Regions from separate parts of the Mus musculus genome. Here region 2 is linked to region 1. A link is a loop called in an ENCODE intact Hi-C map of the cell type or tissue named here. Cell type or tissue: gastrocnemius. All regions are shown on one strand. Links, peaks and the distances in the headings refer to the core of each region. The heading gives the core; the rest is flanking DNA. Region 1 has its middle 34 kb from the start of Gm44040. Region 2 overlaps Itpr1 (inositol 1,4,5-trisphosphate receptor 1).

Region 1 (5,382 bases), core at 187-5,186:
ACCCCAGGGCAGTCTGCAGACTAAAGTTTACATCTACTTCCTCTTTTTAATGAATATTATCTTTCAAATACCAGCTTTTGGTTTTAATGACTTTTCTACTTTTGATTTCAGTTCTACTTCTGCCCAGCTGGTGTGGGGTTTTAATTTGTTCTTCTATTTTATTTTCTTACAGTGGTTATCAACCTGTGGGTTGACACCCTCTCATGGGGTCACCTAAGATCATAGCAAAGCAGAGATGTTTATATTATGATTTGTGACAGTAGCAAAATGAGATCTATGAAGGTAGCAATGAAAATAATTATGGTTGCAGGGCAGTCACCATAACACGAGGGACTGTGTTAGAGGCTAGCTAATACAGGAAGGCTGAGAAACACTGGCTTAGATCATTGCCCTTGGTCCTTTATCTTTTCTAATATAAGCATTTAATGCTGTCCGTGATCATCTGAGCTCTGCTGTGGCTTAGTCCCATACATTCTAACGGAGCGCATTTTCATTTGCATTCCAACTCAAAACAGGTTTGGATTTCTTTTATCCCTTTCTCTAACTCATTAATTATTCAGAGGTATTGAGCTTAATTTTCAAATATTTTAAAGTTGTCCAGACATCATTGTTAATTTATAGTGTGATCCATTGTGATCAGAGGACACCATTGTGGGGTACTGATGGGCCCGTGCCACAGTGCATTAACAGTCAGAGGACAACTCGTCAGAATAATTTTCTCTTTCCATCATGTGAGTCGCAGGGATGGAACTCAGACTGTCAGATCTCAGGCACTTTTACCCACTGAGATACCTCCCCTAGTCCAGCGAACATAACTTAAATGATCTCAATTATTTATATTTGTCGATGTCTTAATATGATCAAACTGTGAACTTCTCACACACACACCTGCGATAACCAACACTGTACATCCCAACGCTGGCAGAACAAGCACTCTTTTCCCAGGTGTCTTTTCCCTGCTGTTCTCTCCTTAGAATACCCATCTCTTGCTGTCTCCCTTACCAACTCTGTTTCCTCTAGATCTCAGTGGCTTTTCTCCTCTGACATGTCACATAGTGCCCCCTTCCCCTTTGACACTAAACACTCCATGATTGCTTTCCTTTCTCTACATCTCCCACAGGATTGTACTCTCTCCTCCATCTTCTCTGTTCTCTCTTCCCAGCACTGGGATGTGATCAGTGAGTGATTTCTAGCTTGTTCATTTTTCTTCTGTCCTAGAAAGGGTTAAAGAGCAGAAAGAAGAAGCCCGTGGAAAAGTCATGATTCTCCTCCTGGCAGACTGACACGGCAGTATCAGAGCTCTGCTGAGAGTGTGCTTAGTGTCCCCAGTGCCTTCCTGTCGTGGGGACACTACAGTAACTAGACTCAGAATACTTGGATACTTCCTTCCACCCTGTCATATTTTTTTTCTTGTTTCTTAAATGGATTAAGCAATACCCAAATCAAACTAACTCAGGAGAACTAGATGGGGAACAGAGGAGCTGGATTTTTGTAAACTGAGCAGTGATACCCAACCACACTTACATACATAAACCCCTGGTGCTGAAAGTCACTGTTAGATCCATTTAGCCGAAACCCCACTTAATGTCTTTTACCCATCCGTGTTCATGTTAATGTAACTTCCTATCCGTTCAAATTTATTTACAGTAGAAGATAAACCATAAATTACGTTTCATTTTCTGAAATCTAAAAACCCTTGTTTAAAAACTGTCATCATCTGATACCAATTTTATGAGCAGCTCCTCAAGGGTTGCTATGCTTTAAATTAAAACTCTCCATCCTCTTATTCAAATAAACAAATTATACTTTTTTGTAAACCCCCCAAACATTGTCAGATTTCCTTTAAAGAAAAAAAAGGTAAATTGTGTTTCTTGAACATTACAAATTACCAAGACTTACAGCTCAGTGATAGAGTACTTGCCCAAGAAGTAAGTCCCTGGCTTTAATACAAGCACAAGGTGGTAAGCATAATTTTACAGGAAAAAAAAAAACATCTTTTAAAAACGGTAATGGGGTGGTTCAGTGGTCAAATACTAGCACAGAATAAACAGGGTCCCGGGTTCAATCCCCAAAACTACAGAAAGCAGGAAATGGGGGCAGGTGGGAGGGGGCAAGCCCATCAATGCTGAGTGATTGATACTGATATATAGATGTAGCTATATATAAACATATCACTGATGTGAATGTATAGATACATATAGAACTATCACACACATTCATACACTAAGCGCATATATAGAACAATCTCAATGAATATTGATAATAATGCTATATTGATGTAGCATAGTGTATACTCATGCTTTTAAAAAAATTGGTGGACTAAAACGAGTTCAAAGACAGACAATTGGATCTTTTTGTTTGTTTGTTTTTGTTTGTTTGTTTGTTTGTTTGTTTGTTTTTTCAAGACAGGGTTTCTCTGTATAGCCCTGGCTGTCCTGGAACTCACTTTGTAGACCAGGCTGGCCTTGAACTCAGAAATCTGCCTGCCTCTGCCTCCGGAGTGCTGGGATTAAAGGCATGCGCCACCACGCCCAGCCTTTTATAGCAATCTTAAGAGTCATAGACATTATCATCTAAACTCACCAACTTTTTAAAAGATTGAAATAAAAAAAAAGGGGGTGGGGCTAATTGAAAGTGTTGAGCCCAGAAATTCTTCATGTTTTATTCATCTTTAAGTTACTATTCATAGATAACACTAGCCAATAGCTACTGTTTTCTGAGAACTGTTAATACGTGTGAACAGACCACTGACTTCAACAAGCGTTGAGCAGAGGGGTCAGGATTAATGGGCTGTTCCTGTGTCTTTTAGGCGTGAGGCCTCCCACAGTGGATGTCATCATCTTAGACTTAGAAAAGCTAGTCACATCCTCAAAAAAAAAAAAAAATGTTGTATGATAAACAGATCATAACAGAAACTGCCAGGGGCAGGCAGACACGGAATCCAGCTGGGTTTCTTTAGCCCTGATCCCAGTTTCAGCTGCAGGTTTTTTCCAGAAAGAACAGAAGTTTGATTTACTCAACATTCTGCAGAAGTCAGGGGTGTGGTTATAACTCATTGCTAATGGGTTTTCCCTTAATTCTTGTAGCAACAGGACCTTACAGTGGCTACTGGCAGGAAAAAGGTGAAACTAAGGTCACAACAGGAGTCTATAGCATCAAAACAGAAACAGCTGTTGAGGACCACCTAGCGGCAGCAGGGGCAGCAGTATTTTTTTATATTATCCCTAAGGCACAAAGTATGACTAGTTTCCAGACTTAGAGCTGAGAGCCACAGTGACGGATGAAGACTATGTGTTGTTTTTTTTTTTTTTTTTTTTTTTTTTTTTTTTACCAACTCTGCCATTAAATGCTTGTAATTTCATCCTGATACACAAATCACCTCTGATGTAGGCCAATCTTGTTTTCTTCTTATTCATTAGAAAGTGTGAATTCAGGGGGGAAACGTCCATGAACCGTTCGTTGGGCTTTCTTTCTTTCTTTCTTTCTTTCTTTCTTTCTTTCTTTCTTTCTTCCTTCCTTCCTTCCTTCCTTCCTTCCTTTCTTTCTTTTTCTCTTTTTTTTCTTTTCTTTTTTTTAACAGGGGTTGGATTGGAAATTTGACAGCAACGCTGAGACGCTTTTGCTAAGGCAGGGATCAATGGGAGTGTGCTTACTGAGTAATTGCATTCCTTCTTGGCTAGCCAGCAACGTGGAAACTGAGCCCTGCTCGGCGCTGTGCACACCCAGCTTGCAAGGTCTGTTTCCACTTCTCCAGACCAGGCCAGTCTCATAGGAACAGCTGTCTCCAAACCCTCTGTACAGCCGGAAGCCAGTTGCTTGGGTTAGGAGCCCATTTTGTGCCAGGGACTACAGGAAGTACGTCATAGGCCTCGCCTTTTCTCATGACCTTTGAAGCCAATTTGTAGCTGGGTGAGGAAGCTGAGACCAAACTGGCCTCATTGCCCAGTCTGGATCCTCAGCACCTAACTGGCACAGTGCTGGCGCTAGGCACCAGAACCCCGGGATGAGGGAGGGCATGGATGAACATCCTAAATACTCACTAGACATGTTTTGAATGTAATGTGACATGACATGTTGTGTCCTCCCTGGCCACTTTCAAGCCTCAACTCCTCAGGACAATTGGGGAAACTGAAGCCCCAGATCAAATGACTTAGCAAAGGTCACAGGGCAGGGGGGCAGACAGAAAAGTGCCTTTGAGTCTTTCTGTGGTCCAAATGGTAATTCTATCCAGAGCCTGTCTACCTCACGTTCAAGGTCCCCAGACTCTGAGCAGGAGTGGGGGAACCAAGGGGCTCCCATCCCCAACCAGCTTTCCGGTCAGCAGCTCCCAGCAGGGCAGGGCGACCCCACCCTCCCGCCAGCTGCAAGGCACAGCGCCAGGAGCACACAGACTGTTCCCAGGCACTCCCTCGCCCCAGCCCCGCTGCACCCGTCTGCGAACTGCCAAGGGCAAGCAGGGGAACAGCTCACGTGGACCTCTGCAGAGCAGCCAGCTCAAATCTCAGGGCGGGGCTTCGTCTTCGCCACGCCCTCCAGGGCGTCCCCCACCCTCCCACCCCCGCAGCACTCCGAGACCCCTGTTCTGATCCAGATCCAGCAAAGTAAGCTCCAGTGTGGGCTGTAGGGATTTGAGGAAGTCCGTGGGTGCGGTTGAGGCAGCAGCAAAGGCAGCTAGCTCTGGTAGAAAGGAGGGGGTGTCTAGGTCGGCAACATTAGAAGAGAGGGCGTTTCTGCAGAAAAGGAAGTGGGTGTCAAAAGCTGCACACACATTGCCCCGTGGGAGTCCTGTGAGGGAAGTCACCAGGACCTGCTAAAGTCTCCCACTTTATGGCTGCATGCAAACACTCTTAAGTCGCGGTTATCAAAATTCCTGTGACTTCTCAGCACAAGGCAGGCAGTAATCATGGGCATCCATCCATTGTGTGGGGGCCACCTATCCAAGCTTCCTGTGAGTCTATTAGGCCTGTTGCCTCATAAGCCAGGCTCCTGCAGAGTCAGAACACCAACACTTCTCCTCTTACTTCAACACCTAACTTAAGGTATATTCCTGCAGCTTCCAGAAGCCGCCAGACTGCATTGATTTTTCAAAATCCCTATCTTAGCCACATGGTGCGTTCTTAGTCCACGGACACTCAATAAAGCCAGTTCCTTGAGAAAAGCACGTTTTCCCTGGTTTGCGTCTTGCATGATCTCACGTAGTCCAGGCTTAGACTGACTATAAACTTCTGACCCCCCTTGCCTCCAGCTCCCAAGTGCATAGGGCTGGAGTTACAGATGTGAGCCACCACACCCCACTTTTTTGTTTTTAACATTATTTTGAACCCGACCAATGGCATTTAGTAAGGTGGGGCGTTCCTGGGAAAGGATTTAGATGAACAAGTG
Region 2 (5,382 bases), core at 130-5,129, 250 kb before region 1:
GGTCCTCAGCAAAATGAACCTGGTGCTAGCATTTGTTTTTACTTCTGGAAGACAACTTGGTCAGAGGTACTTAACCAAATATGGCATTGTATTCATTGCCTGGGAAGTTCTTAGAGAAAAGTGGCCATGGAATGCCCTGTTGCCTGTGTATCAGCAGGCTGAGGGCCCTTCTTCCTCCTCCTCTTGTCTCTGCAAAGCTAGATTTTCATACCCAGGTATATCACTTCATAATGAATAGCACTTTGTGCATTTTTCTATTATTAGGTGCTATGTTTGCCTAATTTTAGAGAAATTATATGATTTTCCCCCCAAATCTCTGTGATTATATTTTTAGACTTGCCTGGTGAGTTTTTAGCATTTTCTCCCTCTGGTGCTCAAAAGTACATGTCTGAGCTGCCTGCCTCACACCTAGAATTTATTTTTTAAGTTGATAATTGAGATACTACTTTTTCCTTTATTGGTGATATTGGGTGTAGAGTGGGTTGGGTTGATTCGAATCATGTGTTCTAGGAGTTAAGGGGAAGGAAACCTGTAATCTGTGGCCAGCTGATTTTTAGCAGATTCCAAAATGATGAGTTACATTGGAGATTTTTTTTTTCCTGCAAGTGCTACCAAGACAATGGGATTTCTACAGATGTGGGAATATAGAAGACTATTTCTCTGGCTCTCAGCATTCCTTATTGGCTGGTCAGTCTTTATCTAGGGTTGGAGCCAAGTGAAATTCCCTCCTTCTACATCATGTCTATGCCCTCATGTCTATTGGCCTCATCCTTGCTCCGGTCTTCTTTAGGTAGCCATGGTGGTGAGATGTCAGGATTGCAACTTCTCTGATATTCTCAGGGGACACAATCTCACAGAAAGCTTTCTGTTTCCTCAGCCCCTCCTCTGCAGCTACCCCTGAGCCTTAGGTGCAGAAGCTGGGCTGTAGATGTGTCATGTGGTACTGGGCTCCATGACTGTGCTTTGTCATTGGTTGTAGTAGTGGTACCCGTCTGTTGCAAAGAGAAGTTTACTTGACTGGGGTGGAGAACTATACTCACACGTGGGTATAAAAATTCACACTATAGTTATGAATTCTGTTGGTTTAGCAACAATTGGTTAATACAAAATAGCAATTGTTTAATACAAAAATGGACCAAATGTTTAAAACATAAAACTATGAGACTCCTATTGAAAACAAAATACAGCTTTAATTCTTCATGGTTTTGGGCAGGTAGTAACAAAACAAAACAAAACAAAAAAAAAAAAAAGAAGAAGAAAGAAAAAGTAAGTACAGAAAAACTGAGCATCTTTTAAACTCAAAACACAACTAAGGGAGGAAATATTTATTAATGAGGTTTTGATTGGGAACTAGCATTCAGAATACATAGAGAATGATCACATCCTAACAGTTGAAATAGAAGTAAACCAATTTGAAAACACAGTTGTCCAAAGCAATTCCACAATTACTAGAAATTTTGAAAGATGTTCTGAATCGTTAACTCATTAGGAAGATGCAGATCTTAACCATAATTGGAAGTCAGTTGCTGTAAAGAAGATGGACCATAAAGAATGTTGCTATAGGCTGGGGATACAGTTCAGCATCAGAATGTTTGTGTAGTATGCACAAGGCCTGAGGTTCATTCCTCAGTACAGAACTGGACATGATGCTACTACATGTCTATAGTCTTTTGTCTTAGGGAGGTAGAGGCCATCATTGGCCACTTAAACACTATCTAAAGCAAAACAAAAGAAGCTATGGCAGAAAAACAAAGAAATACTGGCAAGACCTTGTAGAAATCGTAATCATCATATGGCACGGTTAGAGTGTTTAAAATTGTGCAGTGACTTTGTAAAACACATAGGCAAAAGGTCAGACATAGCCAAGCCATATGACCGAGCAGACACACTTCAAGGCATCTAACCAAAAGAATGGATATTCATAGTGGCTTTATGAATGATAAGTAAAGTATGGAGATAGCAGAGAGGTTTGTTGATTGATAAATGGAGAAACAAACACAATGAAATATTTTTCATGCATAAAGAGGAAAGAAATGCTGATCTATGCTTCATTGTGCATGGACCTTACACATGTAATAATGATTGAATGAACCTTGTTGCAAAAGGCTGCAAAGTCTCTGTTTATGTGACGTGTTCAGAATCCATACACTTTTAGAAAGTAGATTGCTAGTTATCAGGCCTCAAAGCATGGGAGAATGGGTAGTGCCTACTAATGGACATGGGTTTTGTTTTGTTTTTGCCCCTAGGGTAATAATACAAATACTCTATATTTGTGTTGTAGTAGTGATCATATAAACTCTGAATTGTCTCAAAACTGCTAAACTATATTGTGTATTTTGTTAGGTTTGAATGAAATCTTAGTAAAAGTGGCTATGTGTAAGATGTTTAAGCTTACTGGTCGTAACACATGCAAGTAGAACATCAGAGACACATTACATAAAATAATAAAATATCTACTTTTGTCTAAAAGACAAGAAAGTGAAAAGAGAGTATGTGGGGGAAGGAAATAAGATGAAGTCTGCTCTGAGAATGAGTTTTTGATTGTGTCTGAATATATGTTTCCTGTGGGAGGCAAATACATTGCAGGCATATGTGCTGGCAAGGAGGCTGTTTGGAATGAAATGAACCCAGGGTTTGTGCTTTGGGGTTTATAGAGTTATGAAGGCAGGAAAGAGGTCAAGAAGACAGAATGGAGGTCAGAGGCTTAGCTGAAGCACTGGCAGAAAAAAAGCCACAAGTGGGTTTCTCAGAGAGCTGCTTCTATGTTTTCTTCATTTGGGAGCATAAAGGCATATGCAATTTTCTTGTTTTCTTTTGAGATGGAGTGCTACATAGCTGTGCTGGCCTCTGACTTGTTATGTAACTGAAGTTGACCTTGAGTGGCTGAGCATCTTGCCTGGGCTATCTGATGCTGACATTTTCGATGTGAACCCCTGGCAGTCGAGGGATCTGACCATGAAAGCAGATGTCTAGGGTTTGACAAGGGCTGTCTAGCTGTCATGACAAGTGGAATAAAGAAGCCTTTCTCTTCTATGTTGGCAGCAGTTTGACTAAGTAAGGGCCTCCTGATTTCTCCAGGAATGGGTACAAGTGAGGGAACTGGTCTAGGAATCCTATAGCTGTGAAGAAAGCACCACAGGAGGTGGAGCCTATGGGAGGAAGGCTCAGGCTCCTAAGGAACAGATGCTGTGCTTCAGATATGGGAATGCAGGGGAGGGACCTCTAGCAATGTCAGCCTGATCACCAAGATGCCTGTGGAAGTGCCAGTGAGAACAGATGGCCACTGGGAGTCTTCAGATGGGCGGCCCTGCGAAGGAAACCAAATCCTGTATGTAGTATTCCAGCTGGAATCTCACCATAAGGAAACATCAGATAAACCCAAAGGAGGAACAAACATGTTTTCTTTCTTTCTTTTTATTTTTTTCCTAGTCTGGACAAAAAATAGCTGTTGAAAGATAGTATCTAAGTACAGTACTGATCTTCAGTTGGATCCTGAACTGGAGGTCAGAGAGAGTGCTGGGAAAACATTGAGTTAAATGACAAAACGGGAATGTGAACCATAAGTAACATAAACATAACACCATTAACATTAAATTTGGTGGAACTGATAGCTGTCCAGGAATACATATATCTTACATTAAATCTTGCATGATGTATACAACTCAATCTCATGATGTGAGATTCTGGAAATAATTTCATGTACACATGAGATTACTATGTACATATCTGTATATGTGCATATATCTCTGTATGTGAGAGAGCAAAGCTAGGGTCTTACTCGTGATAAGCAAATGCTCTACCACCATAACCCAACACACATGCATATGCGTATGCACTAAGAGTGAAATGTTGAAAGGCTGGTGCTAGGTTTAATGCTGTTTACCTTGTAAGCTTCCTATAACTTTTCAACTCTTTCTGAATAAAAATCTAGGAAAAGTGTGTCCGTGAATGAAGAAGTTAGCCTTTATATTTTAATTTCCTGCCCTTGGGGCCAGAAGGGTGAAAGGTGTTCCTGTGGCTCAGTTTGCTCTACGATACAGATGGAACCAGAGAGGATGGAACACGGGAATGCCCTCAGGATAATGGAGGGAAATATAAGACAGGAGAGAGCCAGGGAGGCAGGTAGTAGAGTCTTAGCTTGAGACAGTACTGGGAGCTTTAATTGCTCATGGGACCAGAGACTGTTCATGTCTTGAGTTGTCTCTTTAGCAACTCTTCCTCTCACCAGAGGCATGGTGAAGTTTAAAACAACAGTGGACGATGAAAGTCAAAGGTGTTTTCTGATTGTATCATATATGTTTTTAACATCTAACATACCCATACATATATTCTAGTTATAAGGCAGTTCTAGAGTACAAAAGCTCTCCAGGGTAGGATGTAGGACAGGAGAGGCTTCTTTAGAACCTGGAGAACTTGACTTTGAGGTGAGTTCAGACTGTTATTGATGAGTGAAGATAGTCCTTGGCATGTAGTGGTACTGATGTGGGTAAGGTGTTGTGGAATACAGTTTCTACAAGAGAGAGAGCCTACTTGGTAAAGGCCCAGAAGGGTGATACATGGCACATACTTGAGAATTGTAATGACATGGAGAGGGCCAGAGTGGTGTATTCATGGAGGGGGTACATTTTAAAGAAATGGAACAGGAGAGACAGATGGGCCAAATGAAGGGCTGACACATGTGGCTGAAGTTCTTTCTACAGCGGGTAATAGTAGTTTTCAAAGCATCTGCTCATTTGCACTGACAAACTGTTTAAGATGTCCTTAGACTGGGAGATCCACCCTGATTGCTGGCAGTGACTTAGTGACTCAAGTCTGTGGCAGTTCTGTTCTTTAGTGAGTCTTAGACCAGGATCTTTTTCGGAATATAGGTGCCTGGACTCTCCTGAGCCTACATCAAAGATCATATTTTATCAAGATCTCCAGGCAAGCTGGCTGCATGGTGCAATCTGAGAAGTGCTGTATTTTGAAAACTCAGCCAACCTTTACATTGTGTGTTTCTCAATATGTTGCGGCCTCTTGAATCAGAGTCACCTGGAGAATTTATGAGAAATGAAGGTTCCTAGGCCCATCCATCTACCCTGGTACCATCTACTATATGGTAGGACATGTGGTATAAAATCTTAAGAGTTGCTCCCAATGGCAACCACCATGGAGAGCTGGATGGAAAGCATTCTTCATGATGCAACTTCCCAAATGATGGGCCAACGAACTGCATTGCTTTGAAGGCTGCCCCAGTGACTAACACATCCCTATGGGGTTTTAGACGGGGGAAGTAATTTTAGAAAGTGAATTACATTCATTATGTTGGATGGCATGATGCTTCTGAGACATCATTCTAAAGGTTCTAACATACCCTATGCCCGAGTCTTGTCTTCATCAGTC

What was found. Peaks named below come from ENCODE experiments on the same cell type or tissue, not always from the same donor. Only the 100,000 strongest peaks of a DNase experiment are listed, where the experiment ranks them.
Region 2: a loop joins it to region 1, with 2.3 times the contacts of the local background. A loop is called at or near these places in 1 of 42 quality-filtered maps.

The regions. Positions count from the first base shown.
Region 1 is chr6:108,566,696-108,572,077 of GRCm38, forward strand. No RefSeq gene overlaps it. Among named protein-coding and RNA genes, the nearest start is that of Gm44040, 34 kb to the left of the region's middle. In gastrocnemius, for the core only: a CTCF peak has its summit at 3,214; a DNase peak (open chromatin) is centred at 4,415; H3K4me3 peaks cover 1,927 bases; H3K27ac peaks cover 3,095 bases.
Region 2 is chr6:108,318,613-108,323,994 of GRCm38, forward strand. The region is part of intron 4 of Itpr1 (inositol 1,4,5-trisphosphate receptor 1); the gene reads left to right. Among named protein-coding and RNA genes, the nearest start is that of Itpr1, 110 kb to the left of the region's middle. In gastrocnemius, for the core only: no CTCF peak of the experiment used is centred there; a DNase peak (open chromatin) is centred at 3,223.